Linked DNA regions of Homo sapiens: regions 1 and 3 are each linked to region 2. A link is a loop called in an ENCODE intact Hi-C map of the cell type or tissue named here. Cell type or tissue: endothelial cell of umbilical vein. All regions are shown on one strand.

Region 1 (8,000 bases), 240 kb before region 2:
CAGACCTGTGGGAAGAGAAAAGGGCTGGTTCTACACCCTCAGATTTATTTCTGAGCCTAGGTACAGCTGATGAGACCAGCGACTGGTTGGAGGATATTTAAGGCTGGATGTTTTATGGCATGGGCCCATGGGCCTATGCAGATCTGCAACCACCTAGGGAATATATCCATGCCAGGAGTACTTTCTGGTTCTTTATCTGGGAAGAGCCTCTCTTTCTCTTCTAAACCCTCTTGAATCTGGCTTGTGTTTGTCTCTGTTGCTCAGTATGAGGCAACAACCTCCAGCCATGGACTAAGAAAAAGAATTGTGTCATTTCAATAATTCAGCATACAAATACTCTGATATTTTCATTTTAAACTCTCATTGAACAATATAAAGATGAAAGGTAAAATCCATGTTAATAATTTAAATTTTTAATTGCTTTTTTCCTTAGAACAATTAAATAGTAAATAATAATAATAATAATAATAAAACACCATGACAATTTGAGAGAGGGAGGAAAGAGGAAAGGGGAGAGAGAAAAAGAAAGGAAACAAGCTTGTTTGTTTGTTTGTTTGTTTGTTTTAAAGATGAAGTTTCCTTCCTGTTGCCCAGGCTGAAGTGCAGTGTCGCCATCTCGGCTCACTGCAACCTCCTCCTTCCTAGTTCAAGTGATTCTCCTGCCTCAACCTCCCGAGTAGCTGGGATTACAAGAGTCTGCTACCACGCCTGGCTACGTTTTTCTATTTTTGGTAGAGATAGGGTTTCACCATGTTGGCCAGGCTGGTCTCAAACTCCTGACCTCCAGTGATCCATCTGCCTTGGCTTCTCAAAGTGCTGGGATTACAGGCATGAGCCACAGCGCCCAGCGAGGAAACAAGATTTATTTATTTATGTTGAGACGAAGTTTTGCTCTTGTTGCCCAGGCTGGAGTGCAATGGCATGATCTCGGCTCACCGCAACCTCCGCCTCGTAGGTTCAAACAATTCTCCTGCCTCAGCCTCCAGAGTAGCTGGGATTACAAGCATGCACCACCATGCCCAGCTAATTTTGTATTTTTAGTAGAGATGGGGTTTCTCCATTTTAGTCAGGCTGGTCTCTAACTCCCGACCTCAGGTGATCTGCCTGCCTCAGCCTCCTAAAATGCTGGGATTACAGGCGTGAGCCACCGTGCCTGTCCCCAGAAAATAAGTTTAATACATACCTTTAATAATACTTCCTTGCTGCTTTTTGAATAAGAAGCTAGGCATATTCATTTTGCATAGGAGCCCACAGTTTATGTAGCTGCCTCTGATAAGAAACCGTATTTGTCAGCTCTTATTATTATAAAGGCTCTTTTTCTTATTTAGGGCAGATTTTGTGGCAAATTTGCACAATTATTAGCACAATATTTACAGTAAAACTACATACATCTTTCTTTTCAATTTGATTGTTTCAAATTTAACACAATTTTCTTAGTTTTTTATTTCCAATTTAGTGTGAATTAATAAATTCATTGTTGTATACACAAATGTATAGTTGGAGTAATAACATGATTCCCATTTATACTTCTATTGAACACTGAAAGTTGGTGATGAGAAAATGGAAGATAAATATGGAATAAAGCCATAAGTATGCAATGCAAATTATGAATAGTAAATTGGACACATTGATTAGATTCCTAGAAGATGTAATATATTGAATAAAGAAGTCTGTCAACTAAGTTTTTGACAGGTGTCAAATACACAGAACTATTTTTTAAAATGAGATTAAGTAATTGGCAGAATATGCTATGTGCATTTTTTATGTTAAGTATAATTCTGTAACTTTATTAAAATGAAGACTACTTCAGCAATTGATAGTTTTTCAAAAATAAGTTACCTTAAAGATTCATCTCTCTCGTTGTGGTCCATATTCAGTCATGTATTCAAGATTTATTACATGGTTACCTTTATTTTGTAAGACCATAGTATCACTGCGTTCTTTATAATAAAGGACTGATGCATTCCGTGTAGGTTGAGGATAAAAGGCCATACTTTTTCTGTATTTTTAATATGGCCATGTGAAAGAATCAATTGTTTTGCTGCTTAGAAGTTTAACATTAATATAATAGGAAGATTTGTAGATATGGGCTCAAAATCTTCTTGAGTTAAAGTTGCCACCCAAAATCTTACGATGTAGGTGACTTCAGGAAGGAAATTAACATCTCTGAACCTCAGTTTTTATAATTGTCACATGGGGATAATAACACTTACTGTGTGGTACATAGAATGTGGGAAGCTATATAAAAAATAGTAAATAGGAAAACATTCTCTACACTTTGATAGACTAATCAAATGAAAGTTTCACTAACATTAATGGAATGACTTTCACTGTGGCTTGATTTGTACATATCCAGAAGAATAACATTAGTAGCCCAGTATGCTTCTATGACAATTTAGTGTATGCCAATCATTTTACATTTATCAGTTTCTCTCTTTGCCATTGGTATGTGAGTGGCAGAACAGTTATCTATATTAGATCTGTGAGGAAACTGGGTTACAAAAAGTGAAAATATTTGCCTGAGATCATAGAATCGTTGAGTTTCAGAAGTGGAAAAAGTGAATATGTACTCTAACTTCCTCATTTTGCAGATAAGAAAACTGAAGCCCTGAGAAAATCAATGAATGCTTCATGGTATATTGAAAGGGCAATTACATTACTACATGTTTTCATCTGGTCATTCTTTTTTTCTTTCTTATTCATCCAGTCCTTATAATGATAATAATTCAATTATGTAGTATCTTCTTCAGTGGAAACAAAGCTTATCAATCAACCAAATAAAATTATGATATATGTTGGTAAAGCACAAAAAATAATATTCATAAGTTTAAATTTTGTATTCATTCACTCATAACAAAAAAGTAAACAAATATAAGACTTGCTGTCAATTTTAAGAAGTGCCATAAAGAAAATTAATCAGTTGTCAAGACATGGAACAAAGGGATAGAAGGAAATAAAGTTGCTCATTTAAAATGGGTGGTTGGAGAAGGCTTCTTTGATGAGGTGTCATTTGAGTTATTTTGGATGAAAGGGTTAACCATAAAAAGTGAACTTTAAGTAGAAAAACAGTTATTGAAAAGATAAGATACTTTAATTGTATTTGAAATGCAATGGAAAGCTATGGAAGGGTTATACATAGAAAAATATCATGGTGCGTTGTACATTTTTAAAGGATCAGTAGACAATGATCAGAGGAAGCAGGTAAAATAAGAAACTATTGGAGTAGTTCAGATGAGAGGTGATGGTGACTTGGTGTGTATGTCTGATTGTGCAGCTTGTGTACTGCACACCTCTAGGTGGTGCCATTCTCCTAGACTGCAAAGTGTATGGTCTCCTAAAGAGTTGTACAATTAAAACCTGTAAAACTGTACACAATGATGCTGTTTACAGGGGCCGGGGGATGCAGCAGTGGTAAATGGACAGAATTGGCAGAACCAATACATACAGCAGAATAACTTATGCTTTTAATTGTATGGACATTGGTGGGGAGAAATGGGAGAATTTATATCTCTTTTACAACTTAGCAGATATTGGTGCTATTACATAGCTCTTGAATGCTTCTATAATTTCCTTTCTATATTCATTGTTTTCATAAACCATTGAATACATTATAAAATCCAATTGTTAAAATGGTTTCTAAATTTTTTAGAAGCCCTGGACTAATTTTTGCCATATGGATATGAAATGAATTTCATTTGTTAACATGAAAAAATTCTATAAAAGATTAGCTTAACAAATTGGAAACAATATGATCTTTCAAAAATTCAAGCTATACACAGTAAGTGGTCAATAGCTATTTATTGATGGTGATGATGTTGTCTGCCCTTTGAAGGGCTGTTAATAATACAATGCAAACAATGTGCTGTTAAAATCACTTGAATGGGTTATTTAATAATATGATTAGACTAATTTACTGCAAGATTGAAATTCTTATCTGGCATTAATATGGACACTAGACTAGGCCTTGAAAAGAGTCACATAATACACAGTACATTTTTCAGAAGATTTGCTTTTGTATATTCATGTAATTTGGCATTGAAATATTGGTTTAACCTATTATTGAATTCAAAATGTTGTGATTTCAGGCCTTCTCTATCGAGAAGTCACTTTTTTTTTCTTCCCAACAAAGCAAAACATATTGGTTCTTTGTAGGGTTTAACATATTAACTTGGTCTTAGAGGACTGGTATTTTAAAAAGGAAAACAAATAACTTCATTGTAAGGAGAATCTTCAGGGCTCTCTTTGAGAGGATTGGCAATTCATCCAATATTTTACTGCTGTCACTCTGTAATCTGTTGATTGGTGTTCATAATTCTTCACAGAGATATTGTAAAGATTAATGAAACAGAGTTTGTAAAGTATTTTATCTCCACAAACGCTAGTTCTGTGAGCTGAACGTTTAGAAGCCTCATTATACACAGGCTATACCGTGCCAGAACTCTTAAACTGTTAGTAAAATCTCTTAAGTGTTGTTCTTTATCATTGCTGTCTCAATAATGCAGGGCTGTGCCTATCATATCAGTTTTTGTCTCTTCAGGACTGTTTAAGCGTACTACTATTGATACTTGACATTTATCAGAGTTACAGTGATCCTTTTAAATTTGGAGGGTATAGAATTTGTATTTTATCTTTTAGTGTCGTCTAATAATGTCAAGCTCTATATAAGCACAACCCAGAATTACATAAAGAGCAATGCTCTTTAAAGTCTAGCCTCTGTATCATGAACCTCCCAAAGGTTTGCATTAAAAAATAATGCAGTATGTTCCTCTCCCCAAACAGCTTCAAAGTATAGAAAGCTTAATTAAAATGCCTAAAAGGTAGTACCTCATATCAACGCAACTTCTTGCATCATTAATTCCATAATATAATTTCTTCTGGAAAAAATCTTTAATTTCTAGAAGAAAGCAAACATAAACTTTCTTCATATTATTTAAGTCTACCTTGGAGTAGAAGGGATGAAGCATAGAGAGGTGAGGGAATTCTAGAGTAACCAAACAAACACTATTATTGTGAGTGATAGGGGAAGTGGTTGGATCCTCACTCACAGTTGCTCATAGGTTTCCAGGAACGGTCATGCTTAGGAGGGAATCAATACCACTGAGAAGATACCAAAATACACAACAATGTTCAGTCACTTACATGATAATGTTTCTTCGGAGGAGGAAATTTAAGCTAATCTTGTATAAGTCTCATTTTTGTTGTAAAATTTGATTTTTCTTGCTATGGTTGGAAGAATGCAATAACATTGTATGTTCTGAAAAATGTAGCTCTTTCAATTGTGTCATACAATTCATATAATGTATTTATTTGGCTTTATGATGTAAGAAATGTCGTCCTATTTCAAATAAAGAATTTGTGTAACTTTTTTGTAGTTTTCTGACTTGTTATACACTTGACAAAATATTTTCTAACATAAGAGTTTCTGATATATATATACATATCAGAATATGTATGTATATATTCCTTTCCCCAAACAGCTTGCATATATATGCATGTGTGTGTGTGTGGGTGTGTGTGTGTGTATACCTAAACAAACTGAGGAAGAAAAGGTAGTGAAGAAACTGGGGGAAACAAGATGAGACACATAAAAATAGATATAAAATGTGAAGATCTATAGCCATCCTAATTTTGTTATACTTTAAAATAATGCCTTTATTGTAGTCAAATGTTTGTGTTTAATAAAGATATATTTTTAAAATACAAACTGTCATTTTAATTAGAAAGTGATCATGTTGCTTATATTTTAAACCACTATTCATGCTGTAATCATCTTTTAAATAATCAAAAACAAAGACTATGTTTCTATAGTACATTATCTTAAAAAACAGTCTATGTTTAATGTGACTACCTGCTTTTTGTGAGAAGAAAACATTTTATGGACATGTCTTTTTAGTGTAAATTTAGATAAATTTATTCTAAATAAAATATTTTTATAAATACATCTATATTTCAAATTACAACATTATCAACTACCATTTACAAAGATCTTTGATTGCTTGTAATCCTCAGATTTAGTTAAATTAAAAGGACTCAGTGTAAATAAATAAATCCTCATAAAAGCAATCCAGATACAAAATTCTGTTTTCTTTTGATGAAATATTCTACTTACATTTACTATTTTAAAATATGTATTCTAAAAGCATTTTGCAATAATATAAATTTATGTTTCATTTTTGATAAATTTCCTGTAAATCTTAAAGTACGTTTATCATGATAGCAGTATTTGAAGGGACCCTATATCAGGTATTCCAAAATGCTACTTTCCAGAAGTTTTCTACCAGGATAAGTGGGGAATAATTTAAGGATTAAAGAAACTGAGTGATAATTTCTGAATATCGCTACAGGACAAATAACTGAGAGTTCTCTTTGAGTATGATCACTGGTAACGAAATTTGATGATGTATCAAAGGATAGTTTTTAAAAGCTGACAATAATTTAAAACCTTATAAGCTTGCAAAAGTTAAAAATCAACTTTTACTAGTTAGAATATTCGGCATTCTATCGGTAATATTGAAGATTTGTAACAATAAGTTTGACTCTAACAGGATTCTGAAAACGAGACTGTCAGAAAGGGGAAAAGCGCCACCTATTGATCCGAATATGCAAATTATGTACTGGTTTTTGAAGTAGCTGTGTAAAGCAAAAGAATTTTGGAGCTTTGCTTTGGAGCAAAAAAATTTACTAAGTTGAAAACTTAACTCCTTAATATAAAATTACTTAAGTCATAGTCATTCTCCAGAATATGATCTTTCATTTAAGGGTATATTAAATACGTCTTGAAACACAGTATTTACTGGCCTTCTTATTATGTTATCTTTGTAAGCAACAAATCACAACCCTCTCAGCAGTGTGTTTGATGAATTTTCTACTGAAATTATGAAACATAGGCATATTTTTAACTCAATAATGAAAGTTGTAATTAGAATGAAATTAGTCTTCACAATCCTGAGAAACTTGTGTTAAAAAACAAATTTTAGTTTAAGAGTCAGATGTGGTCAAATATGAACCATTTGACATGACATCATGCATGTAGCCTAATAAATGGTCTTAATATATGTAATTATAAATAGTCATTAGTTACATATTTCACTTTAGAATCTTAGAGCTTGATAATGAATAGTTAATTCATTGAGTGACATTTCAACAAATTGTGTTGAAATTCATGGACCATGTAGGCTGAGTGAAAAGGTAACTGTTATTATTTTAAAATAAGATTTTATGTCTTCATAGAATTGAGAAAGATTGACCTTCACATGAGATATCTCTATTCTTCTACTACATCTCCAATATCAATAGAAAACTGTTTTTAACTTACACAAGAGTGTCTTTTATCCTTTCAATGCATGGAAGATTATCAGGCTTAAATCCTGAACATATCTACAGGCTGAAACTGCCCCCAATCTCTGAAGTTATAGGGAAGCAATTTGGAGTAACATTTTAGAATAGTTCTTGCTCAGCAAAATGTTAACTGTAAAATCACTTAGCCTTCAAAAAAGAAACAATACTCTTATGTAGTTGAAGGAATTACAGAATTGTAAATACTGCTAATTAGATTAAAATGTGCTAAAAATTCCCATCAAATATGATTTCATATGCGCAGTATTAACTTACAAAGAAAGGCGATGTCCAAATTTCCATATTTTCCAAAGATGATGTATAAAGATTAGAGTTTGTGTATCTGTTTTACTAAAACGTAATTATAATGCCTCCATTTTACTAGCTTCACTGTGAAACTTTACAGGTTATCTTTGTTCTTTTCCAGATCAATAAGGTTACAGCAGATAACTATTAATATATTTCTTTGCATCCGCACAGTGAAAATTTTAAATATTAAAACGAAATATTGCAGCCCATATATCATCTACTCTTTACAAGACAGGAATGACAGTATTAAGATGCGCATTCAGGATAGCACTCTTTCTACTTTGAACGCTGTCAAGAACAAAGTGCTTTACAGACTTAAAATAAATCTAGGTACTAATCCATTGAATTTCTGACAA
Region 2 (8,000 bases):
GTAAAAATTCATTAGTTGTTTCTTGATTTATTCTTCTATAGTTTTATGTACATTCATGATGATAATTATAAGTGTTTGTATATTTATTACATAATACATAATAAAATATTGTATATTATATAATATATAAAATATAAAATTATAAGAAATAGTAATTATTATGACACTGAAACTAACATATAGCTCCTGTACCAAGAGCAGTGTCTGGAGCTTAATCCTCATTATATTGGTGTCATTATTATCAGCTTTTTATTAATGAGACAACTATGACACAGAAAGTTTTTATATCTTGTACAAGAGATCACTCAGAGAGCTAAGTGGTAGAAGCAGGATATAAACTGAAGAAGTCTAGATCATATAAATATATACATGTATGTAGATAAAATCTCCGTATTTTAAAACTATAGTATCATATTTTTACTGAATTATTGACTATTTCTTGCTGTTGGAACTTTTTTTTAATAAAGCTCCAAGTTCCATAGATTTCTATAAATTCAATAAAGTGTTCATACTTAAAGATAAGTTTCCTCACTGGTTATCACAGTTCTATGAAATTTGTATGGTTATAGCATAATTTAATTAATTCATCTCTCATTGAAGAATATTTATATTTTTTCAATCTCTCTGGTACAAACAATAATGTAATAAATCTTTATAATGTCTTTCACATTTAAGAGAGAATCTTTGCTATAAAGTTTTTGCTAGATCAAAGAGAATTTTTAAATATAACATTGACTGATATCATCAAGTCACTTACCATAATTAATATGTAGGACAACTTGTTTTCCCACAGCTGCCCAGAACAGTGTTTTATCAAATACAACTTGTATGTTTTCTGTCTTAGAGATGACAAACGGAATCTCAATGTGTTTATATTTAGAAATGTTCCCAACATTGAATAAGGTTAAGTATGTTTTTACACACATCTTCAAGAGTAATTGTATTTCCTTTCCTTCTTATTGTCTCTTCAAATAATTTGCCCATTTTTCTACTGAACTGGTCATATTTTTTTCAAAGAACTATTTATACATGAAGGAAATTAGCCCTGTGTGATGTTTTCAATTTCCCCCACCCTCAATTTTCATTTATCTTATGATTATTTTTCTATTGCTCAAAAGATTTTTGTTTTTTCTTCCTTTGTGCATTTAAATATAGTCAACTATATCAATCTCTCAGTTTATGACTCTGAATTTTGGGTCATGTTTTGAAAAACTTATCTCAATCTGAGCTTATAAAATAATTTCCCCATGGATGAATCTAATACTCCTATGATTTCATTTTATTCTAAAACATTTAGTCCATTTGGAATTTATCATTTATTCCTTTTGGAGTTACCATATATTTTAATTTTAAGTCTGATATTTTCAGCCAGGGTCAGGCAGCCTATTGTATTAAGTGAATATTAGGACCTACTTTTTTTGTTGAGTCTTCAAAATTCTTCTTAATTTCACTGACATCTTAAGAAGTTGTTTTATGTCCTGTACCTTTACTGACACAGTAGTTAGCATCCTTCTTGTCAACTTTTTATATGGTGAAGCACAAACTTTTACAAACAAATAATAGTTGTGATTGAATTTTACTTATTATTGAAAAATTGCTGTTTTTAAATAATAATTTTTCTGTACTATTCACTAAATATCTTTTCATTCATTGAATCCTTAATTTATCCACAACCATAAGTTGAATTCTTGTTATATATATATGGGCTGTAGTCATACAAATATAGATGAGACTCAGAACTCAAATATGTGAAAAACAAGCGAATCAGTAGTTTCTACTCTTTGGTTTCTGTATTCCTATAAATTGTAACTTGTAATGACTCTCAAAATTAAATGTTGACAGTAGCATGCCAGATAAATTCACCAAAAATATCTAACATCTAAAAATATCTAATAAAGAGAAGGCTTTGATTAATCTTTGAGGATTAATTAACTAGAAAGTTATCAATCATTAAAATGATGTTTACTCAGACTAGTAACCAAGAACAATTGATGGCAAGATCATGGGAAATCCTTCTTAATGTCATAATGGAAGGTCAATTACTTGGTGTACTTTTTCTTCAATCAACTACGGTTCTGATGAACTATTCTTTTTCTTCATCATCATGAAATTAATGCTATGACTGCCTTATGTGGGATACGACATTGTACAAGATTACAAGATTACAGCATCACCTGAGAACCTGGTGAGATTTTGGGTTCTAGACGTGATGCTGCTGCAAGTTTTGAAATCTCAGGCAGGAGATCCTTCATTTGTAGACATGAATTCGAATAAATGATACCTAATTTCACTCTCCCTTTTAAAATGCTGTGATCCTTATCTTTTTTAAACATTCATCTGGAAACCCTGATTACTGGATAATTTAGTTCAAACAACTGAATTTGACCTCAGAATAAAATTGTTTTGAAGGCTTGTTTTCCAAAACATTGCATGAACTCTCATTTCTTTATTTCTTTTACTTTGACAAAACCTAAAACAATAATCATTTGAAATTCTACTCCTTGAGATAAGCCATAGGACATTAACCTACAAAAAAAGTAAATTGAATGGAACATTGTGTAAATAACAATGAAGAATCACTGCATTAAAATATAACTGAGTAATTTCTTAGCTTACAAAAATCTATAAGCAAATATCAACTCAGAAACTTTTCTCTTTCAGTTTTGAATTCTTCTAAAGATTCAAACTAGCATATTCTGCCACATCAATTTACTCTGTTTGTAGTAGAGTAACCTTACTGAACTTTGACCAGTCTATAGTTCCAAACCATCTGCTTCCAAAGGAAAACGATGCTTTCTTCAATGAAAGACATAAAAACACCAAATATATGCCTAATTGCCCAGCTGGCTGAGTTTAGAAGAAAACACTGCAAAGCTGATTGGTAAATTGATTTTGCCATTTGCTGTGGTTTTCTGCAAGCATCTAATCAATTGGATAGTTTGTGCTGACCCATTTTTGGGTTATTGTGTTCTCTCTGTAATATTTATCTTCAATACCATTTTAGCCTTATGTATTTTTATACATTTGTAAAATGAAAGCACTCTCCTTATGCTGATTCTAGAGTTTTTATATGCCAGGTACATATAATGCAGAGGTACACATAATTTAAAAAGTTAATCCAGTGTTCGGCATAATAAAAAGTTTCTCCATCAAGTATATTTAGTATAGGAAACAATTAATGTAATTAAGCTGAGGGATACATTTTTTAGATACAGTAGTATGAACACTACATCGATTATAAATTTGAGACTTTTTTCTCTTATATATTTGTCCCATAAATTCATAGATTCTAGAATTTGGAAGTAACCTTAAATGTCCCATATTCCAACAAGGCATCTAATGTTTGAATTCCCTCTACAACATCTCCACCATGTGGTTATCTGGCCTAAGTCACCACCAGTGAACAGGAAACACATTATGTCCTGTGGAAATTAATTTTATCTCTGTTTAGTCCTAACTATTGCATAGTCCCTCTTTATGTTAAATTCAAACTAATATATTCTAAATTATTAACAACTGGTTTTAATTCTAAACCATTAGTGCCTAATACAGTGAGCCTAAATCACTCATTAATGCTCCCTTACCATTAATAATCTTCTAATATCCCAAGAGAGATATCATTCGAATCCCTGTGCATTTCTGGCAGATATCCTCTGAACATTCTATAATGTGTTCATATTCCTATTGAAATGTGGAGCTTGAAGCTACATATTATGCACTAGGTGGTGACTGATTACCAGAGTAAAGGCAAATTATTACTTCATTTGACAACACTCTTGACATGAAACTTTCATTAATGCAACCCAAACAGATGTTGAAATAAACCGTACACTACTGAACTGTTGTCTATAACCCTAAATTGCTTAACAGATATATCCCTTTCCTGTAATTATGCAGTTTGCTTTTGGCTTTCTATACCTACTGGAGTACATTTAAGTTTGCTTATATTAACTATGAGCTATCTGTTTTATCCTTTCATTCAAATTAAAAGCAAAATGAATTTTATTTAAACATTTTAATTTCATATTTAATATCTATAATTCTATTAGTAGCTGCATATGACAGGAAAAAATGATGATTGCAGTTTAAACCAAATAAAAGTTTATTTCTTTTTCATGTGGAAAACATTAAGAGGTTCATAGTCCAAGAATGCCATAGTGACTCCATTGTGCCACCAGTAGCGCTTAGCTATTTTTGTCTGTTTTTATTTTCTTTAAATCTATAGTTATGCATGAGCTCAAGGAACACAAGAAAGTGTACCTATTATTCCAGCTTGCAGTGAGTTCAACTAAAATACGGGGTTCCTACTAAGGAAGAAAGAGAGATTACACACTCAGGAGGAAGGAAAGAATATACACTCTTTCCAAGCATACATGGAATATAAACAAGAGTTTTTAAATCTATTAGACAATAAATCAAATCATAACAAATTCCAACGTATTGAGAACCATAAAAAAAGATGTTTTATATTCACAAAAATTAATGTTTTAAATACCTGGCAATAAAATATTCTTACACACTCCTGGTAGAAGTTTAAATCTGTTTAACAATTTTGAATGTTATTTTGTTATAGAGTAATATTAAATATTTGTAACTTATTCCTCAACAATTCCATTCCAAGTAGAATCTCTTTAATTTCTTTGCCAGGAGACTTGCACTAAACTGTTTGTAATAGCCGAATACTGCAAAAAAGATTCCAACAACAGCAGAAAATATGAATGATTTGTCTTACATAGCAGGCATATCCACAAGGATAAACCTTAAAAACATGAAGCATCACAATAATTTAAAGGCATAAAAGAATATAAAAATTGTAAGGACGTTTGTATAAATAAATCAATAATATATAAACAATTTATTATTGGTGATACACATATGAACTGCTTTCAAAAGTTAATGAAACTGAAGGATGATGAAATCAGTGAAAAAGATTCTCTTTGGGGGAAGGGAGGGAGATAAAGACCATCGGGGACAGGTCAATGGGGAACATAGATTTGCTAAGTGATATTCTACCTCTCAAGTTGAGTGCCTGTTATATTGTTGAAAGTGTATGCATGCATTGCATATACTACTTTATATACAACATTCTTCACTGAAAACATGTAAAAGTCAAACAAAATATAGATATATTTTTATTAAAAGAAACATATGAAACAACATGATAAAGAAAGGTACAAATAAAGACACAGATATATAAAGAAAATGCAAACTAAACATAAGTAAGACTTAAGTATGAGACCACATAGAATTTAATATTTAAAGAACCTAAGTCATTAAAGGGACACATTATATAATAATACAAGGCACAATTTATGAATATGTGACAGTCCTAATTCTGTCTGGAGCAAAGAACACAGTCAATGAAGCAAAAACTATTAGAAAGGCAGGGAGAGATCTGTTTCAATATTTTATGCATTTATTGATGCTCCAGAATACCTGAACAGGGCTTGTAATACTTGTTATTAAAATTTGCTTTTTTTAACGAATAGAAGAGATTATTATAATGGAACATTTACTATAACCAGTGAATTCAGGAGGATTACTACAAAAAAAATTAACAATGTAATTTAAAAATCCCAGAATATACATATGTATGCATATACATATATACCTCCATTTTTACATGTATTTCTATGTATAATTATCTATCTATAAGACATGCTAAATTTTTTGAACCATAAGTATTTTAAAGGCCAAATGTGTGATTTTAACCTAATAAAATTTAAAACAAATAATAAAGAATTTCCCAATTACATTTCTGGATTGAAGCAAGAAACATGCAAAGTGATGTTACAAATTATTTAGAAAACAATTAACCTGTATTTTATACAAAGAATCTATGATTAGCTAAATGATAGAGAAAAATGTGAAGACATTATCTTTCTTATCAAGTTAAAGAAAATAGTGAAGTAGCTAAAAAATACTTCGTGTTATTTTACAAGTAGAAAGTGGAAATTCACAAAGATAAGAGCTAAAATTGAATAAATAGGAAAAGAGCAAAGATAAATATAACCAGTCTTTTTCTAAGTATGAAAATGTCATTTAAAGGCTTTGTGAGACTGAAGAAGCAAGAAAGAGAATGAAAATAAATTGTTAAGGGAAATTAAAACAAATATGATCACAGATAAAAATTAGAATAAAAATGCAACACTATATTAAAAAATTTTAAATCTAAAGTAACTGAATAATTTACTAATAAACTAAAAATACCATTATACATAAATAATAAAAATAAAATAGAAAAAATTGAAAATTTCATTTGAAATCAAGAAATATGCTAGAATAACAATATTTTGCCACTGAGTTCTATGTGAAATTTAAAGAATATAGTATTACAAATAGGGAAATAGCTGTGAAGTTACCTTATTTCTTTAATATACATGCATGTTATTCCAAAATAAAATAATGATGGAAAATAAATTCATAGGTCTGTAAACATCATTTAAAAGTATAAAATAGTAAATTCATCTTAATGAATACCAGGAACTTGATCAGAATTTGTTTGCTATTGTCATCATTATTTTTGTAGCAAATAGAATGAAAAACAAAATAAAATGTTTGCATCATAAAGTAAAAATATAAATATATGAGATTTAAATATATGATAGTCATAAATATGTTGTATTACTAAATAAAATGTTAGAGGAAAAAAAGGCATTCCTTTCCTGGTGAGAACATACTGTAGTTTGAAGAAGCCTAAAATACTCTGGGGGATTAAGGAATCTTCTAGAATTCACTACAGTGACTGAATATGAGGTAATACTAAAACATTAAGCTGTTCTCATAAGCACTAAACACTTAAGATTGAAATGTAAAAATTATTCTAAACATAATAGCAACGAAAAATGTAAACTACTTTGTAAATAATTAACATAGCAACATAGGTCATACACACATAAAATTGTGGTAACTGAAAGCCATATATTAAGGTAAGACCAAATAGTGATATAGAACATATTTATGAATAAAATCTTAGTGCCATAAAACAGAAATTCTCTAAACTCCAACTATATATTTAAGTTTATTTCAACTAACATTCTGACAGGATTGGCATTTTGGGATGGTGATGGTGAAAATTAAATATTATAAACTTAAACTCAAATGAAATAACTAAGATTTTATGGAAAAGGAAAAGTGAGATGTGTAGAAACAAATAAGTAGATTTATATATGAGACAAAATGCAGAGAAAGCAGTAATAGGACCAAATTAATATGAGAATTTAACATACAACAAAAATGTATTTCAATTTAGTAAAAAAGTGATTTAGTAAAGTTGGTGCTGCCATAATTATTTATAATTCTAGAAGCAAATAAACCTTGCACTGTATCTTACATTTTAAACCAAAATAAAATGCAATTATACTACATATATAAATTTTTGAAGGTTGAAAACTTAAAATTATAGAAGAAACTACAGTCAAATATACTAATAAGCACAGTGGACAAGAACATAACCAAGATGGTATAAAAGTATAAAAAACGAAACCTATTTATTCTTATGTAATTAAAAAAATGACAAAGGACATTATAAACAAAATGAATAGATGCATCATAAATTGGAAAGTAAATTCATTGCAGCGAAAGTGACAAAGTATTGTTACTTACAATAAACAGTAAAATATTGTAAATGAAAAATAAATAAAAGATAAAACAAAAATGGTGAAAGGAAATTCATAAATCCACAGAAGAGCAAAACAAAATATAAATAATTATTATACAGCAAATGTTAAAACTCACTATTTGTCAGAGAAATTAACATTAAAATACAAATAAGTTACTTATTTTCAGCTTCAGACCAGCAACAACAACAAAAGCTAGCAATAACACTCACTCCTTGAAAATATATAGAAAAGTATTATACTTTCATACTTTGGCAGTAGAAATGTATACGTGTAGCCTTTCTGAAAAGCAATCTGATGAAATCTATTAAAAAAAAACAACAGTTACCCTGCACCTCCAAAAATTCACAACTAGGAATATTGCACACAGAACTAATCTTA
Region 3 (8,000 bases), 2.0 Mb before region 2:
AGGAGTTCATGGAGACAATACATGCAGTACAGGAATAAGCACTATGATAGAAGAAAGTACAGATCATTCCAGGAACACAGAGAGAAAGGCACCCAACAGGGCCTTCATACATAAGGATGGCAGCTAGCTTTTCCACTTCTTGGAATTGTCAGCAGCATATTTTACCTAGTACATGCTGGGGAAAAAAAAGGGTTGATAAAATGAATCAATAATCCGAGCTAGGAAGTTTAGTCAAATCCCAGCTCTGAAATCTATGTATATACCCCAGAATAGCCCATGTAAGACCTGGCTGCCCTATATTAGAAATGGCTTTTAGTAGGCTCCAGTTCTACATATTTAAAATGATACATGCAGCAAGTGTGTTCATATATTCATTGTCTGGAATAGTACCACAGACTAGACAGATGAACAGCACATGTTCCCTGTCCTCAAGATGTTCACAATCAAGTGAGACAGACTCACCGAATTACAACATAGAACTTGGCAGGATGGTGTAATCATTGAACAGGAACTGGAGTTATAGTTAGCAAGCCATGGGAGTTCATTCCACCAGGAACCAAGCAAGTTTTTTGCAAGGGAATTGCCTTTGAGCTGGTATTTAAATGGTTAAGAAAAATACTTCCACAAGCAAAAACCAGACAGTAAGGCAGCCCTTGAAAAAGCTTGGGCAAATGGATAGTCTTTAAAAATAAACAACTCACCTCCCCCCAACTAATTAATTAAGAGAGTTCCCTCTACCTTTTTCTGTATTTAGTTTCTTTGGCAACATGAGGAATGCTTAAGGTGATCCACAGCTGGTCTACCTGCAGACCAAATCAGAAATAGGGAGGGAATGCAACGTTTTGTTTTCTTTTCTTGAGATTTCCAATAAGCCTTTCCTAAATAGTTTAAAAGACAATAGAATTAAAACATATAAATTATGAATCCTCATGGATTTCATTTTTCCACTAGATGGCAGAAAAAGCACTTGTAATGGAAATTACATTGTCATCTATTTAATCAATTCTGCAGACTTTTTTAAATAAAGGGAGGTATATTTCATTCAGTTTGAACAGTACAATATGATTATAGTACAACTGATTATTCCATAACTAATTTAATCATATTAAGCTTAAAATTAAAAAGAAAACTTTAAATTAGTTTGTGTTTATATAAGTACATCTATGTCCAAACATCTCAATTAAGATATAAATGATGGAGTTTCATTGGCTTTAGAATACTACTATACTCTCTTTTAATGCAGACCTTTACATAAAAGGCAGCATTCAATATACTTAAAATTAATACAGAGTAATTTTTTATGTTACACATGGATTTAATTGGGGGTACAAATGAAGTATACTTAATTATGATATAGTGCAGGTAGGGATAATAATATAAGTTTAAAAAGTGATAAAATCACGGCTGTAAACTCAAAATGTTCTCTTAAAAAAAAAAGATAAAAGCTGTGAGGACTAGGTAAATATAGCACAAAAGTTAAATACAGTATATAGCTTTTCTTAGCATGCCAGTAATTCTAATGTGCTTTTTTCCATTGTATTTGTGTGCCATTGTCATTTATCTACAGTCATTCTTCAGAGACATTTGTGATTACACTACTTTACTAGGCACTTGAGTAGAGCTGCATAGACAGTTGTACCCTTACTCTAGTTCATTACAATCAAAGAGAAAATTATTTTATGCACCTACAAGGAGCCAAATGGTGATAAGTGAGTTACACAAAGGAAAATGTGTTAGGAAACAGTAACATAATTTAATAATGTAATATCAAATTGTAAAATAAAAACAGTTCAAAGAAACTAAGTCTTTTGTCTTTATTTCAGCTATTGCTTTTGCTACTGTTTATCTTAGAACTGGCTTTCCAAAAAAATAAAGAGTGAACCATCAGCAAAAAAGGAGGAAAAATAGAGAATGGAAAATGGGAAGTGATGAAATGGAGTAAAGTCCCATCATTCATTCAGTCCACAAACGTTTGTTGAATGTTCGCTCCAGGTCAGGAATGGTGGTGGGAACAGAGACATGGCTTCTTCTCTTACAATGAAAGTACAACAGAGAGAGTCGGGGAGGGGTGAGCAAACAGAAAGCAGTGAAAGAATTGATGAAATTTCATGACAGTTATCATGGTGGTGGTGTTACCCGAGCTCACTTCTCTCCCACCTTTGCATAACTGCCTCCTCACCAACAAAACAAAAAAGTAAAACTCTGGAGTGTGCTAGGAATGCCCACAATCCTCAGGGATCTAGGGAGGGTCTTGTGTTCTGAGAAGGGTGGATGTAAAGCACATCCGTAGTGACTTCCAAGTGGCTTGCTATCTTAGAGAGTAAGTTATACACAGTCCTGGGGTCTCTGGCTTAGAAAACTCTGTGCTGTGGATGGCAAAGATACTTGATCTTATTTTGAGTCAAGGTGAGTCAATAACTTTCTGGGAATAAGCTGCTCACATTTAAGCTGTGCAGTAAATTAGTTTCCAGGACAATGTAATTTCTGAGTAAATTATCTTCCTTGGCATATTGAGTGGAAGGCTATTTTTCATGCCTGTTTCTTTGTAAAGGCAACTGTGGGTTAAAAACAAATATAAATGTTAGAATGAAAGAGAATCTGATCTGGGGTACTTTGTATGAAGAAACATTACATTGGATTTGCAGAAGCATTATTTCCTTGCAGAACCAAATTTTAGAAAGTCCTATTGGTCTTACTTCTGGCACCTCAGGTCCTACTGGATGCTAAATGTGGGACCCCAGTCAGTCTGTGCTCCAGTTTCTTAAATGACATATCATCAAGGATTAGACTTTCAGCTTTTTACTGTAAAGAATAGAGGTTGAAGCAGCTCACTATTCAACTAAAACAAACTGAGAAGAACTCTGGTGCAAAGTCTCAAGGCCGACGCCCTCACCCCAATGTTTTAGGTCTTCAGCTCTCCTTTTGCTCTCCAAATAAAGAAATAAAAATCTGGGCTTTTTGCATAAATTCTTTCTTGTGTTCTGCCCATCTCAATGGTGTCACTGCAAGTGTCTTTCTATATCTATAACCCGAGCCATAGAGTAACTTCTTTAGGACTGTACGAATGGCTCTCTCGTGCTGACCCAGCTCTGAGGAGACTCTGCCCCCAGCACACCGAGTGGTTTTTGTCTTTCTGCTGAAACCTGGGAAGAATGTGTAGCAGGGCTCCTCCGAGCACAGGACCCTGTGGATCTACACTCAGCACATCTTTAATGGGCTCAGAGCAGTGACAGCTGTGACGAATACCACGGCAATTTCCCAGATAAGATTGTATCCGAGTAGGGGCTACATTTCCTTCAGAGCTGCAGAGGCCATTATTATTCTTTGGAGAGGAATTCTGAGGAGGAAATAGCTGATTTAAATGCCTGCTGTCAGTTGCCAAAGAAATTGTTACAAAATACGGCTATAATGATGTGGAAAACTGCCCATTGCTTTGGATCCCACTTTTTTTTGTGTGTTCCCCTCCATTCATCATCTAAGATTTCCCTCTTAGCCAACCAGGTGCATGAAAACTGGTGCGCTAGACAAGCCTTCTAACTTGGAGTCTCAGTTTGGGGTTCTGTCGTGTTTTTTTGTTTTTGTTTTTGTTTTTTTTATGGTTAGCCAGTCATTTCTCGTGACCTCTTAAACACTTGTGTGGTCTTCTGAGAAACTGTGTTTAGCTCAGAAATACTAACCCAGCTTGCCTGGGTTAAATTTCACTTATTCAACAAGTACTTGTTGAGCGCCCACACATGAGAGGGCAGCATAAGGTAGTGGTTTGGAGCCAGGTTTCTGGAGTCGAACTGCCTAGATAATAGCCCTGGCTCCACCAGGATGACTAGTTGTGTGATTTTGTTGTGTGATGTTAATATGAATAAAAATAATAATGGCTCACAGTAGGTGTTCATTAATACGTTCACTACATCTGTAAATAAGAACATTATTACCATCAAGAAATTTAGGCCAGATGCAGTGGCTCATGCCTGTAATCTTAGCACTTTGGGAGGCTGAGGCAGGCGGATCACTTGAGGCCAGGAATTCGAGACCAGCCTGGCCAACATGGTGAAACCCTGTCTTTACTAAAAATACAAAAATTAGCCAACTGTGGTGGCACGTGCCTATAACCCCAGCTACTTGGGAGGCTGAGGCATGAGAATTGCTTGAACCCAGGAGGTGGAGGCTGCAGTGAGCTGAGATAACCCCACTGCACTCCAGCCTGGGTGACAGAGGAAGACACTGTTTCCAAAAAAAAAAAAAAAAGAAAATAAAAAGAAAAGGAAAAAAAAGAAAGGTATCATCTAAGGTCTAAGACAGGACATGTACAAGAATAATATAAAACAAGATAACATTCTGTGTGGGGTCTCCATTTCCCCTCCACAGTGCCCTAGTGGAGGTTCTCTATGAGGGCTGTGCCCCTGCAGCAGGCTTCTGCTTGGGCACCTAGCCTTTTTCATACATCTTCTGAAATGTACATGGAGGCTGCCAAGCCTCATTCAGTCTTGCACTGTATGCCTACAGACTTAACATCACATGGAAGCCGTCAAGGCGAAGAGCTCACACCCTCTGAAGCAGCAGCCTGAGCTGTATCCGGGAACTTTGAGCCACAAATCGAGCCAAGGGGTCAGGATGCAGGGAGCAATTTCCCAAGGCTGCGCAGGGCAGTGAGGCCCTGGGTCTGGCCCACAAAACCATTCTTTCCTCCTAGACCTCAGGGCCTGTGATGGGAGGGGCTGCCACTTAAATCTCCAAAATGCCTTCCAGACATTTTCCCCATTCTCTTGGCTATTAGCAGTTGGCTCTCTTTTAGTTATGCAGATTTCTGTAGCAAGTACTTGCTTCACAGCCAGCTTGAATTCCTCTCCCCAGAAAGCTTTTTCTTTATCTGCCATGTGACCAGGCTGCAAATTTTCTAAGCTTTTATGCTCTGCTTTCTGTTTAACTATAAATTCCAACTTTAAGTCATTTCTTTGCTCCCACATCTGAGTGTAGGTTATTAGAAGGAGCCGGGCCTCATGTTAAATATTTTGCTGCTTGGGAATTTCTTCTGCCAGATGCTATAAATCATCACTCTTTAGTTCAAACTTCCACAGATCCCTAGGGCATGAACACAACACAGCCAGGTTCTTTGCTAAGGCATAACAAGGGTGACCTTTGTTCTAGTTCCCAATAAGTTCCTCAGCTTCTGCAGAGGCCTCAGGAAGCTTACAATTATAGAAGAAGGTAAAAGGGAGGCAGGCACATCACATGGCCAGAGCAGGAGCAAGAGAGTTGGAAGGAAGTGCCACACACTTTTAAACAACAAGATCTCTCAAGAACTCACTATCATGAGGACAGCACCAAGGAGATGGTACTAAACCATTCATGAGAAATCCACAGCCATGGTTCAATCACTCCCAGAAGACCCCACCTACAATACTGGGGATTACAATTCAACATGAGATTTGGGCAGGGACAAATATACAAACTATATCAACCAGTATTCTTAGCAATGGTTTTGTGGTGTGTTAGTTATACGGTTTGGCTCTGTGTCCCCACCCAAATTTTACCTTGAATTGTAATAATTCCCACATGTCAAGGGCAGGACCAGGTGGAGATAATTGAATCATAGGGCTGGTTTTCCCCATACTGTTCTCATTCTAGTGAGTGAGTTCTCACAAGATCTGATGTTTTTATAAAGGGCTTCCTCCTTCACTCAGCACCCATTCTCTCTACTGCTGCCCTGTGAAGAGGTGCCTCTGCCATAATTATAAGTTTCCTGAGGACTCCCCAGGCATGAGGAACTGTAAGTCAACTAAACCTCTTTCCCTTAAAATTACCCAGTCTCGGTTATTTCTTCATAGAAGAGTGAGAATGGACTAATAGAGTTAGGCTCTGCTACAGTTTGGTTTGTTTGACCCTGCCAAACCTCATGTTGAAATTTGATCCCAATGTTGGAGGTGGGGACCTATTGGGAGGTGTTTCAATCATGGGGGCAGATTTCTCATAAATGGCTGGTGCAGTCCTTATGGTAAAAATTGAGTTCTTACTCTATTAGTTCACTCAAGAACTGGTTGTTAATAAGAGCCTGTTACCTCCCACCTCTCTCTCTCTACATGATCTCTGCAAACACTGGCTCCCTTCTGCTGTGAGTGGTTGCAGCCTGAAGCCCTCACCAGAGGCTGAGCAGATGCCATTGCTGTGCTTCTTGTATAGCCTGCAGAACAGTGAGCCAAATAAACCTCTTTTCTTTATAAATTATGCAGCCTCAGGTATTTCTTTATAGCAGCACAAATAGACTAAGATAGGCTCTCAATGCAAATAGACATGTAATATTATTTTTGAAATTTGACCTACCCATTTGTAATTAAATAATTTGAAGAAATGATTCTGAAGTTTTTTGATTTTTGTTTTTTAAAGAAAAGAGCTCATAATTTAGCTCACAATTCTGGAAGTCCAATACCATGGCACCAGCATCTGGTGAGGAACTTCATGTTGCATCATAACGTGTCAGAGGGCATCACATGATGAGAGGGCAAGAGCCTGAAGTTTTTTGGATACATGATTAATGGCTATCATAACTGAAATCACTCACAAAGATACTAGCTGGTAATTGCAGACGTGTAGTGCTTATTTAAAATAATGGTATATGTTTTTAAATCCCAATAAAAATGATGTAGAGGTTGTACTAAAATTTTGCTAGAAATATCTACCTTTTCTATTATTAATACACTGCTTTTGCAAACATGGATCAAACTGGGCTAAAATCAAGGTGCTAACAGAGCTGCAGCTTTTCTAGAAGGTCTAGGAGAGACTTGTTTCCCTGCCTTTTACAGCTTCTAGAGACCACCTGTATTTCTTGGCTTGTGGCTTCTTCTTCTGTCTTTAAAGGATATCACTCCAATTTCCACTTCCACTGTCACCGTTCTTTCCTGATTCTGTATCCTCCTGCACCCTTTTTACAATGAATTGTGATTACATTGGGCTTATCCAAATAATGCAGGAAAATCTCCCCATTTCAAAAAATTTAACTCAATCATATCTCCAAAATTCATTTTGCCATGTGTGATAGTTAATTTTAGGTACCAACTTAACTGGGCCATGGGGTGCCCAGATTGAATATTATTTCTGGGTGTTTCTATGAAAGTGTTTCCAAATAAGGTTGACATTTGAATTGGCGGACTGGGTAAGGTAGATTGTCCTCCTCAATGCGGGTGTCATCATCCACTCTATTGAGGGCCTGAAAAAAACAAAAGATGGAAGATCAACGAATCTGCCCCCTTTTTTCTGCCTAAACACTTGAGATAGGACATCTCATTTCAACTTCTCCTGCTCTCAGACTGGGATTTCTACCATCAACTACCCTGGTTCTCAAGCCTTGGGACTCAGACTGAATTATACCACTGGCTTTCCTGGGTCTCCAGCTTGCAGATGGCAGATCATAGAACTTCTCAGCCTCCATAACCTCTAGACTGCTTTCAGACTGAAGACTTCAACTCCTACTAGAATCTGCAGCCAGCCAGCCTGATTTGAGGACTTCTGGCTTCCCAGCCTCCACAATTTCTTGAGCTAATTTCTTAAAATCTCTGTTCTTCTCTCTCTCTGCTTCTCTATCTCTGTCTCTGTCTCACTGTCTACACATGCAGGCGGACACACACACACACACACACACACACACACACACACGATGACTAATATGAGTTAGGGAGCACTTTCAACCTCTGGGAAGGCATGATTTCAGGCATTATAATAAATTCCAGGTTCATGCGTGATATTAATAAATTTAGCAACCCAAAGTAAAATAAAATCTAGGCTCACTCATTCTTGCTCTAAAGTGTTTCTATCTTTAATCAAGTGAACCTGAAATCTAGATTAAGCAGTAAGTCTTGTTTAGAGAAGCCTCAATGCTGGCAAAAACTATTTAAAATATCATAAGTGATGGAATTGCAGTAGAACTAGGAGGTTTCCTAATTTGCCTCTTTTACTGATCTTACTGACTTTAAGTATTATAAAATCAGTTGATATCAATGTTATAAATACTG

The links. Hi-C counts contacts between places; a loop is a spot of excess contacts. Peaks named below come from ENCODE experiments on the same cell type or tissue, not always from the same donor. Only the 100,000 strongest peaks of a DNase experiment are listed, where the experiment ranks them.
Region 1: a loop joins it to region 2, with 11 times the contacts of the local background. A loop is called at or near these places in 4 of 110 quality-filtered maps.
Region 3: a loop joins it to region 2, with 5 times the contacts of the local background. A loop is called at or near these places in 3 of 110 quality-filtered maps.

What each region holds. Positions count from the first base shown.
Region 1 is chr13:70,959,623-70,967,622 of GRCh38, reverse strand. No RefSeq gene overlaps it. Among named protein-coding and RNA genes, the nearest start is that of LINC00348, 52 kb to the left of the region's middle. RefSeq lists an enhancer at 7,560-8,000. In endothelial cell of umbilical vein, CTCF peaks have their summits at 3,084, 3,289 (motif pointing right) and 6,546; a DNase peak (open chromatin) is centred at 6,582.
Region 2 is chr13:70,719,298-70,727,297 of GRCh38, reverse strand. No RefSeq gene overlaps it. Among named protein-coding and RNA genes, the nearest start is that of LINC00348, 290 kb to the left of the region's middle. In endothelial cell of umbilical vein, no CTCF peak of the experiment used is centred here; a DNase peak (open chromatin) is centred at 3,367.
Region 3 is chr13:72,689,752-72,697,751 of GRCh38, reverse strand. No RefSeq gene overlaps it. Among named protein-coding and RNA genes, the nearest start is that of MZT1, 34 kb to the left of the region's middle. In endothelial cell of umbilical vein, no CTCF peak of the experiment used is centred here; DNase peaks (open chromatin) are centred at 971 and 3,291; H3K27me3 peaks cover 2,040 bases.